Regions from separate parts of the Homo sapiens genome. Here region 2 is linked to region 1. A link is a contact called in ENCODE Hi-C or POLR2A ChIA-PET data. All regions are on one chromosome and are shown on one strand. The core of a region is the stretch at or near the end of the contact, and the rest is flanking DNA. Distances in the headings are between cores, read along the strand shown. Region 1 holds the start of RBX1 (ring-box 1). Region 2 overlaps MRTFA (myocardin related transcription factor A).

Region 1 (3,616 bases), core at 43-2,542:
AGACTCTTCTATTAAGATAATAATTCCAGTAAGAGTTTAACAGAATTTCATTCATTCAACTCTGGCTTCCTCAATTACAAATACTCCCAAACCTTCTTCGCTTTCAAACCCCATTCTCAGTGCCTAGTAACTTCTTTACCACTTTTCACATCACAGCTTCAAGGTGGAGGAAAAGCCCCTACTTCTATTATTTTTCAATATGGCTGCTGGCTGTAACTGAGCAGCAGTGGCCACAATGAGACACCAAAAAGCACTAGGACGGGGGATATTGTCAGTGTTTAGCCAGATGTTCTAGGAATATCTTCCCTATTTTAGAATCTCCATTTTGAACAGCTTTCATGTTAGGTGAGAATCGATACTGTTCTCCCAAACTGTGGCAAACCACTAAAAGGCATTTCATGCAAAAAGACACGTTCCATTTTTGCTTTCCCACGCTTACCAAGTCGTTCGCGACTAGTACTCAACCCTCCCTAACTGCCACAGGATTTGGGCTCGGATTTTCTTAACAAGTTCCACCATGCTTTTTATTATTATTTTGGAAGGGGGAGATTCTGGACGTGACAGAGAACCCAAGAGTGGGGTGGTTGTGTGAAAAGCCAACAGACGTCTCAGAAGAGCCAAGCATTACACTCCAGACTCTAACCAGGCAGTGTGAGGCCTCGGTTCAGCGAGGATCCCTCCAAGTGAGAGGACCCCTCCAAGTGAGAGGACCCCAAGCTTCAAAAAGGGGCGGAGCAAGATCACCAAGGGGGGTCCTCAGAGGCCTCTAATGCGGTAGGACCTCAGGTTCCAGGCTCTCGCCGCACTGCCCCATCCTCCACCGCCGCATTCGCTTCGACTCCCCATTCCACCCACCCCACCCCACCCTACCCTGTCCTTCCCCCACCTCTCAACCACTCCAGTGACAGCTCAAGCGCTTGGCTCCCGCCGCCAAGTCGCAACCCCGCGTATCTCAATAAGCAGCTCTGTGATTGGCCCCTTAGCCTCACAGCGAAACCAACACTTCCCCCAACAGTGGGCCGCCGTCACGCCGATCAACTCTAAGACCCGCCCCCCGGCTTCCTTTCGTGGTACCCGGTCCCAGGAACGCCCTGAAATGAAACCCTTTACTCCGCGCCTCGACCATCCTCGGGCCTGCCAGCCAGATCCGCGCCTCTCTAGCTTCCCTGAGGAAGGCGCTGGCGAGACCCAACCTTTTTCACTTCAAAGCGCTTCTTGCCCGCGCCGCTGTTGGTGCCGCTCGGGGTATCCACATCCATCGCTGCCGCCATTTTGGAAACACACGGTCTGTCGTCCGACCACCGCGCCTGCGCAGCAGCGCACACTTCGCTCCCCCCACCTCCCCGGCACCTCCTCCCGCACCCCACCCCTTACTGGCGCGCGAGGCGGAGGTGGGGGCGGAGCACGTGACCACGCCTCTTAAAGGGGCTGTCGCAGGTCGCCCCACCCGCGAACTGTAGGCCGGGGAGGGGGCGGTGGCCGGAGTGGGTGGGGCGGGGCCGGGCGGGGCCGGGCGGGGCCGAGGCTACGTGAGCTAGCCGGGTGGAAACGTTCGAAAGGGCTCGACGTCGCCGCCTCCTCTGGGAAGCCCCCGGCCGCACTCCGTCAGCTGGGGCGGCGGCTGCTTCCTCCGCCTGAGCCAGACCTGCGCCGCAGTCCTGTCCTGCCTGCCGGGCTCGCCGAGTCGCCGCGCGGCTCCCGGTGCTGGCGTGGGTGGGCGCCCGCGGCCTGCCCCGAAACCCAAGAGTCCTCGCTGGTCTTTCGCAGACTCTGACCCGCTTCCGAGCCAGGCCCAAGGTGCAGTCCCCGTGGGAGGGCTGGGGCCCAGGCACCGTCTGGTCTCCGATTTCTGTTCGGGAACTGCTCAGGGATTCGATGGGGAGAGAGGAGACCCCCGAAGTTCCTCCCTAAGGCCACACTGAGCAGGCCCCCAGCCCTGCCTTTACTCGCCCGCCAAGCCTGGGGGGTGGCCTCTGCGCCCACATAGTCGCAGTCCTAGGACCGCCTTTGGTCGTGGTGCACGGTTTCACCGTAACGTGTGTCAGTCCCCACTCCGCATTCCTCAGTTGTCATCTTTGTAGGGTGATTTCTCCCCGATCTGTGTCCTTTTTCCGCTGCTTGTGCTGTAGTGAAACCGACCCATCTGCAGTCGCTGTATTTCTTGAATTTTTGTGAGGCATTCTTTTTTAACTCTTGTTGCCCAGGCTGGAGTGTAATGGCGCGATTTCGGCCCACTGCAACCTCCGCCTCCAGGATTCAAGCGATTCTCCTGCCTCAGCCTCCCGAGTAGCTGAGATTACAGGCGCCCGCCACCACGCCCGGCTAATTTTTTGTATTTTTAGTAGAAACGGGGTTTCACCACGTTAGCCAGGCTGGTCCCGAACTCCTGACCTCAGGTGATCCGCCTGCCTCGGCCTCCCAAAGTGCTAGAGCCGCTTTTTTTTTTTTTCTTTTTTAATTTTTTTAAAAAATAGAGACAAGGTCTCACTATGTTGCCTAGGCTGGTCTCGAACTCCTGGGCCCAAGTGATCCTCCCACTTCGGCCTCCCAAAGTGCTGGGATCACAGGAGTGAGCCATCCCACCCGACCCAAGCACCTGTACTTTGTCACTCTCCCATTTCTGGCTAGACCAGGACTCCCTTTGACATCTCTAACCTTGCAGAGGTGTGACTCTGCCAGAGCACTCTTAGATGTCGTACAGGTGCATTTGAAGCCTTGTATTTTCTCTTAAAAGATAACTGGCGGGTAATGGAGCGTGCTGACTCTATTGCTAAAGAGAAAGAATAGGCTGGGCGCGGTGGCTCACGCCTGGGAGCCACTTTGGGAGGCCGAGGCAGGTGGATTACCTGAGGTCAGGAGTTTGAGACCAGCCTGGCCAACATGACGAAACCCCGTCCCTACTAAAAATACAAAAATTAGCTGGGTGTGGTGGCACGCGCCTGTAGTCCCAGCTACTCAGGAGGCTGAGGCAGGAGAATCTCTTGAACCCGGGAGGTGGAGGTGGCAGTGAGCCGAGATCGAGCCACTCTACTCCAGCCTGGGTGACAGAGCGAGACTCCGTTCCCCCCCAAAAAAAATAATAAAAGAGAAAGAACTGAGATTTGTTTGTTAGTTATAAACAGCAACAACAGATCCGGGAAAAGACCACCACAGCTTTATCCAGACTTGGAAAGAAAAATTGTGTGAGACCTTAAAGGGCTACAAGAACCCTACAAAGTTTTTCTTAGCCCAAGTTTTAATGACTTTGTTAAAATTTCTGTTGTTAATTTGTTGTGTGCCTACAGGCCCTGACAGGAATACTAGAAACCCATTGTAAATTAAGGTCTTGAAGACATATTTATCAATCATTCAATAAAAGTATTGATATTTACCAGGTTCTGTTTTAAACAGAAGAGACATAATAACAGAGTCAAATAAACCCCTAGTTAGGGAATAATATGCAAGTCAACAAATAAATACATCAAGAAGTCTCAGGGCCAGTCGAGGTGGCTCTAGCCTGTAATCCCAGCACTTTGGGAGGCCGAGGTGGGAGAATCACCTAAGGTCAGGAGTTAGAGACCAGCCTGGCCAACATGGTGAAACCCTGTCTCTACTAAAAATACAAAAAAATTAGCCG
Region 2 (3,601 bases), core at 27-2,526, 360 kb after region 1:
GAACAAAAGTACACCAGATAGAGCTTTGGCTTATGTATCTGTCTTATGTCAGGTGCCTGCAAAAAGAGCTATAGATGGCAGTTCACGCAGCTCTGCAAAACTATTTCTGTCAGAATATTTCCTGTCAAGGTAAAGGCTACTGCTAGTTCATGTAGTTCTAGTTTTCTACCACCATAAGTATGTTGAGATTCCCGTTGCTTATTGGTACAGGAGACCTGGCTCAGTTGCAGAGTAAACTTGACAGTCAAAACGGAACTCCCCAACCAGGAATCCTGTAAACTTGTGTGTGGGGTTCTATGGGTTGATGTCAGTCTGGACTCTTGCTGCATCTACACTTAGCACAGGTTCTTGAGACTGGCTTTCTCTCAGTCACAAAGAAGAGATTAGTACATTGCTACAGGGAAAAACAGTGTAGCCACTTCCTATAGCAGAAGGAACATGGCCTTGGAATTGACGCTGCTGTCTAGGAAGGAGGAGGAGACGGTAGATTAAAGTTAAACTTCTGTAAATGAATCCTTTGTCATCATCTAGTGGTCTGAATTTTCTGGGTGTGATCTGTGTGGTCAGTAAATTATCTTTTTTCTATTGTTCTACTTTTATATTGGGGTAATAAACTATTCCATGGAAATACTGTGTGATAAAATTAATGGAAAGTAAAGAAAGGTACCAACTTTTATTGAATTCCTGCTGGAGTTAGGCATTGTACTGTAAATTTTCATGTATGTTCTTTTACTGAAATATATCAAGTTCATTGATATTACAGCTTTTCAAGTCTAGGTGAATAATATTGTGACTCAGTGTCTTGAACTATTTATAATAGCCATTTAGAGGAAATAGAATTTTGTAGTGTTTTATGTTACTTCATTTGTTTTCTGGAGAAGGAAAGAATAATTATATGAGTTAATTTTTTTCTTTTTTTGGGGGCTTGCTACTGATTAGCCAAAGGCAGGGTGGAGACTGGCGGGTTTGAAATTAGAGACACCTGTGCTGTTTTGGGAAGTTGAGGCTCTTGACCTAGGATTTGCTGAAGTTGGTGCAGGAGAGGTCAGTGTAGGTTAATATTTTCAGAGCTCAAAGCAAGTGTGGATTGGGGTTGTTTATAGGTGCAGTTTTGCTTGATCTCTGTATCTGCAAATGGAGTAAAAAAGTACAGTACTGCTGTTTTGGGAAACTTCTGCAAAAGTCCCTGAGCCAATGCAAATTAATTTTCTTCAAAAATACCAAGAAAATTCCCCATTTGGCTGTTTCACCTGGTTGAGGGAATTGACTCTTGTCATTATGCTTGTAAAGAAATTACCAGGCTGGGTGTGGTAGTTCATGCCTGTAATTCCAGCACTTTGGGCGGCTGAGGTGGATGAATTGCTTGAATCCAGGAGTTTGAAACCAGCCTGGGCAACATGGTGAAATCCTGTCTCTACAAAAAACACCAAAAAAAATTAGCCAGGCATGGTGACATGTGCCTGTAGTCCCATTTGCTAGAGAGGCTGAGGTGGGAGGATTGCTTGAGCCTGGGAGGTAGAGGCTGTAGTGAGGTGTGATTGCATCACTGCATTCCAGCCTGGGTGACAGAGTGAGACCCTGTCTCCAAAAAAAAAAAAAGAAAAAAAAAATGTCCACAGATTTTTTTTTTTTTTTAAGTTAAGAGACAGGGTCTTGATTTATTACCCAGGCTGGAGTGCAGTGTGGAACATTTACAGTTCACTGTAGCCTTGACCTCCTGGGTTCGAGTGATCCTTCTGCCTCAGCCTCCGGAGTAGCTAGGACTGCAGGTGTGTGCCACCACGCCTGGCTAATTAAAAAAAATAATTTTTTTTTTTTTTTTTTTGTAGAGACTGAGGTCTCACTGTGTTGTCCGGGTTGGTCTTGAACTCCTGGCCTCAAGTAATTCTCCTACCCCGGCCTCCCAAAGTGTTGGGATTTACAGGCATGAGCCACCATGCCTGGCCCACACATTCTTTTAAAACAATTATAAATTTGATTTTCTGTTTTTAAATTTTCTCTTGAAATTCTTCTCTCATGGGAGATACCATCTCTATGTCTTTCAGTCATGCAGTAATTGGGGGTCAGAATAAATTGTTCAGCTCTTTCCTAGGTGATATGCAATTAAACTGAAGTCTTCCTTCTCCTTTGGACTTGTGCATATATCTATGAAAGAAGAAAATCTGGTTAAGAGCAGCAGAATTACCTGGAGATACTATACTGTCCTTTCAAGGGCTGAAATGGACACATTAACATTTCTTAATCTATGCATTTTTCCATTTTTATTTTTCTGTCTATTGAATGAATTACTGTACTTTTCCTCTTGGCCACTTCCTTTTTATGGTTTAGTGAGATAAACTTAATATAATTTTTCCTTCTTTGTTGAACAAATGTTAGTTCTTTAAAAATAACTTTGAGGTATAATTTATATACTACAGAATTTACCTGTTTGAAGTGTACAGTTTATTTTTAGTAATTTTGTGGAGATGTGCAACCATTACCCCACTCCAGTATTACATTTCCAATACCCCAGAAAGATCCCTTGTAAACACCATTTTTAAACTTCCTTTGAAGTAAGGCGCACATTTTATTAAGTTCTGCATCGGATTTAATCTTCCACTCATGAAGTTTTCCACCACTCTGCGTATTGCACGTCTTCTTTCCTCCTCTTCTTTATATATTAGTTTCTTATTACTGGTCAAACATACCACTCTTTTGTTATTTTTATTACATTTTCTCAACACTTTTTAAAAAGTGTAACCTTGAAAAGAAGGGATTTAGCTTTTATTCAAAGTTATTTTTTTCTTTGAAAGTTGTTATCTTTTTTTTTTTTTTTGAGACGGAGTCTCGCTCTTTTGCCCAGGCCGGAGTGGAAAGTTGTTATTTTATAATGCCTCAGGCCTCTCAGTAAGAGCTCGTTATTATTTCTGGGTTTTCTGTTCACTTCATTTGCTATTTATTTATTTATTTATTTATTTTGAGACGGAGTCTCGCTCTGTCGCCAGGCTGGAGTGCAGTGGCGCGATCTCAGCTCACTGCAGCCTCCACCTCCCAGGTTCAAGCAATTCTCCTGCCTCAGCCTCCTGAGTAGCTGGGACTACAGGCGCGTGCCACCACGCCCGGCTAATTTTTTGTATTTTTTTGGTAGAGACGGGGTTTCACCATGTTGGCCAGGATGGTCTTGATTTCTTGACTTTGTGATCTGCCTGCCTTGGCCTCCTAAAGTGGTGGGGTTACAGCTGTGAGCCACCGTGCCCAGCTGCTATTTATTTATTTTTAAAGGGAATAATTTATTGGTTATTTCTTGTGTGTGTATACAGACTAGGTATTAGCTGATTTGGAGAATTCTGCTCTGTGCATAAGTATTCAGATACTCAGTAAAAGATGTGAATATTGTCATACACTTGAGCTTTTCCTTTTTTTTTTTTTTTTCTTTTTTTGAGACAGAGTCTTGTTCTGTTACACAGGCTGGAGTGCAATGGTGTGATCTTGGCTCACTGCAGCCTCCGCCTCCGCCTCCTGGGTTCAAGCAATTCTCGTGCCTCAGCCTCCTGAGTAACTGGGATTACAGGTGTGTGCCACTATGCCCGACTAATTTTTGTATTTTTAGTAGAGACGGGGT

The links. Hi-C counts contacts between places; a loop is a spot of excess contacts on that map. ChIA-PET counts read pairs that join two places held with the same protein, here RNA polymerase II (POLR2A). Pooled maps may share reads with other maps.
Region 2: a loop to region 1 is called in a pooled map, with 4 times the contacts of the local background. The contact joins the enhancer-like site here to the promoter of RBX1 in region 1. A Hi-C loop is called at or near these places in 2 of 50 pooled maps. POLR2A ChIA-PET finds 5 or more read pairs at or near these places in 3 of 52 experiments (HEK293, Panc1 and activated CD4-positive, alpha-beta T cell).

Annotation. Positions count from the first base shown.
Region 1 is chr22:40,949,054-40,952,669 of GRCh38, reverse strand. It overlaps RBX1 (ring-box 1), which reads right to left and starts at 1,292. Exons shown (of 5, transcript NM_014248.4): 1 at 1,194-1,292. The coding sequence starts at 1,271. RefSeq lists enhancers at 1-560, 1,016-1,225, 1,740-2,330 and a silencer at 1,276-1,855.
Region 2 is chr22:40,590,491-40,594,091 of GRCh38, reverse strand. The region is part of intron 2 of MRTFA (myocardin related transcription factor A); the gene reads left to right. Among named protein-coding and RNA genes, the nearest start is that of MRTFA, 44 kb to the left of the region's middle. RefSeq lists an enhancer at 308-507 and a silencer at 353-647. Within about 2 kb of position 1,276, at least 4 of the 41 ENCODE cell types and tissues checked have a DNase peak (open chromatin) inside an H3K27ac peak, as active enhancers do.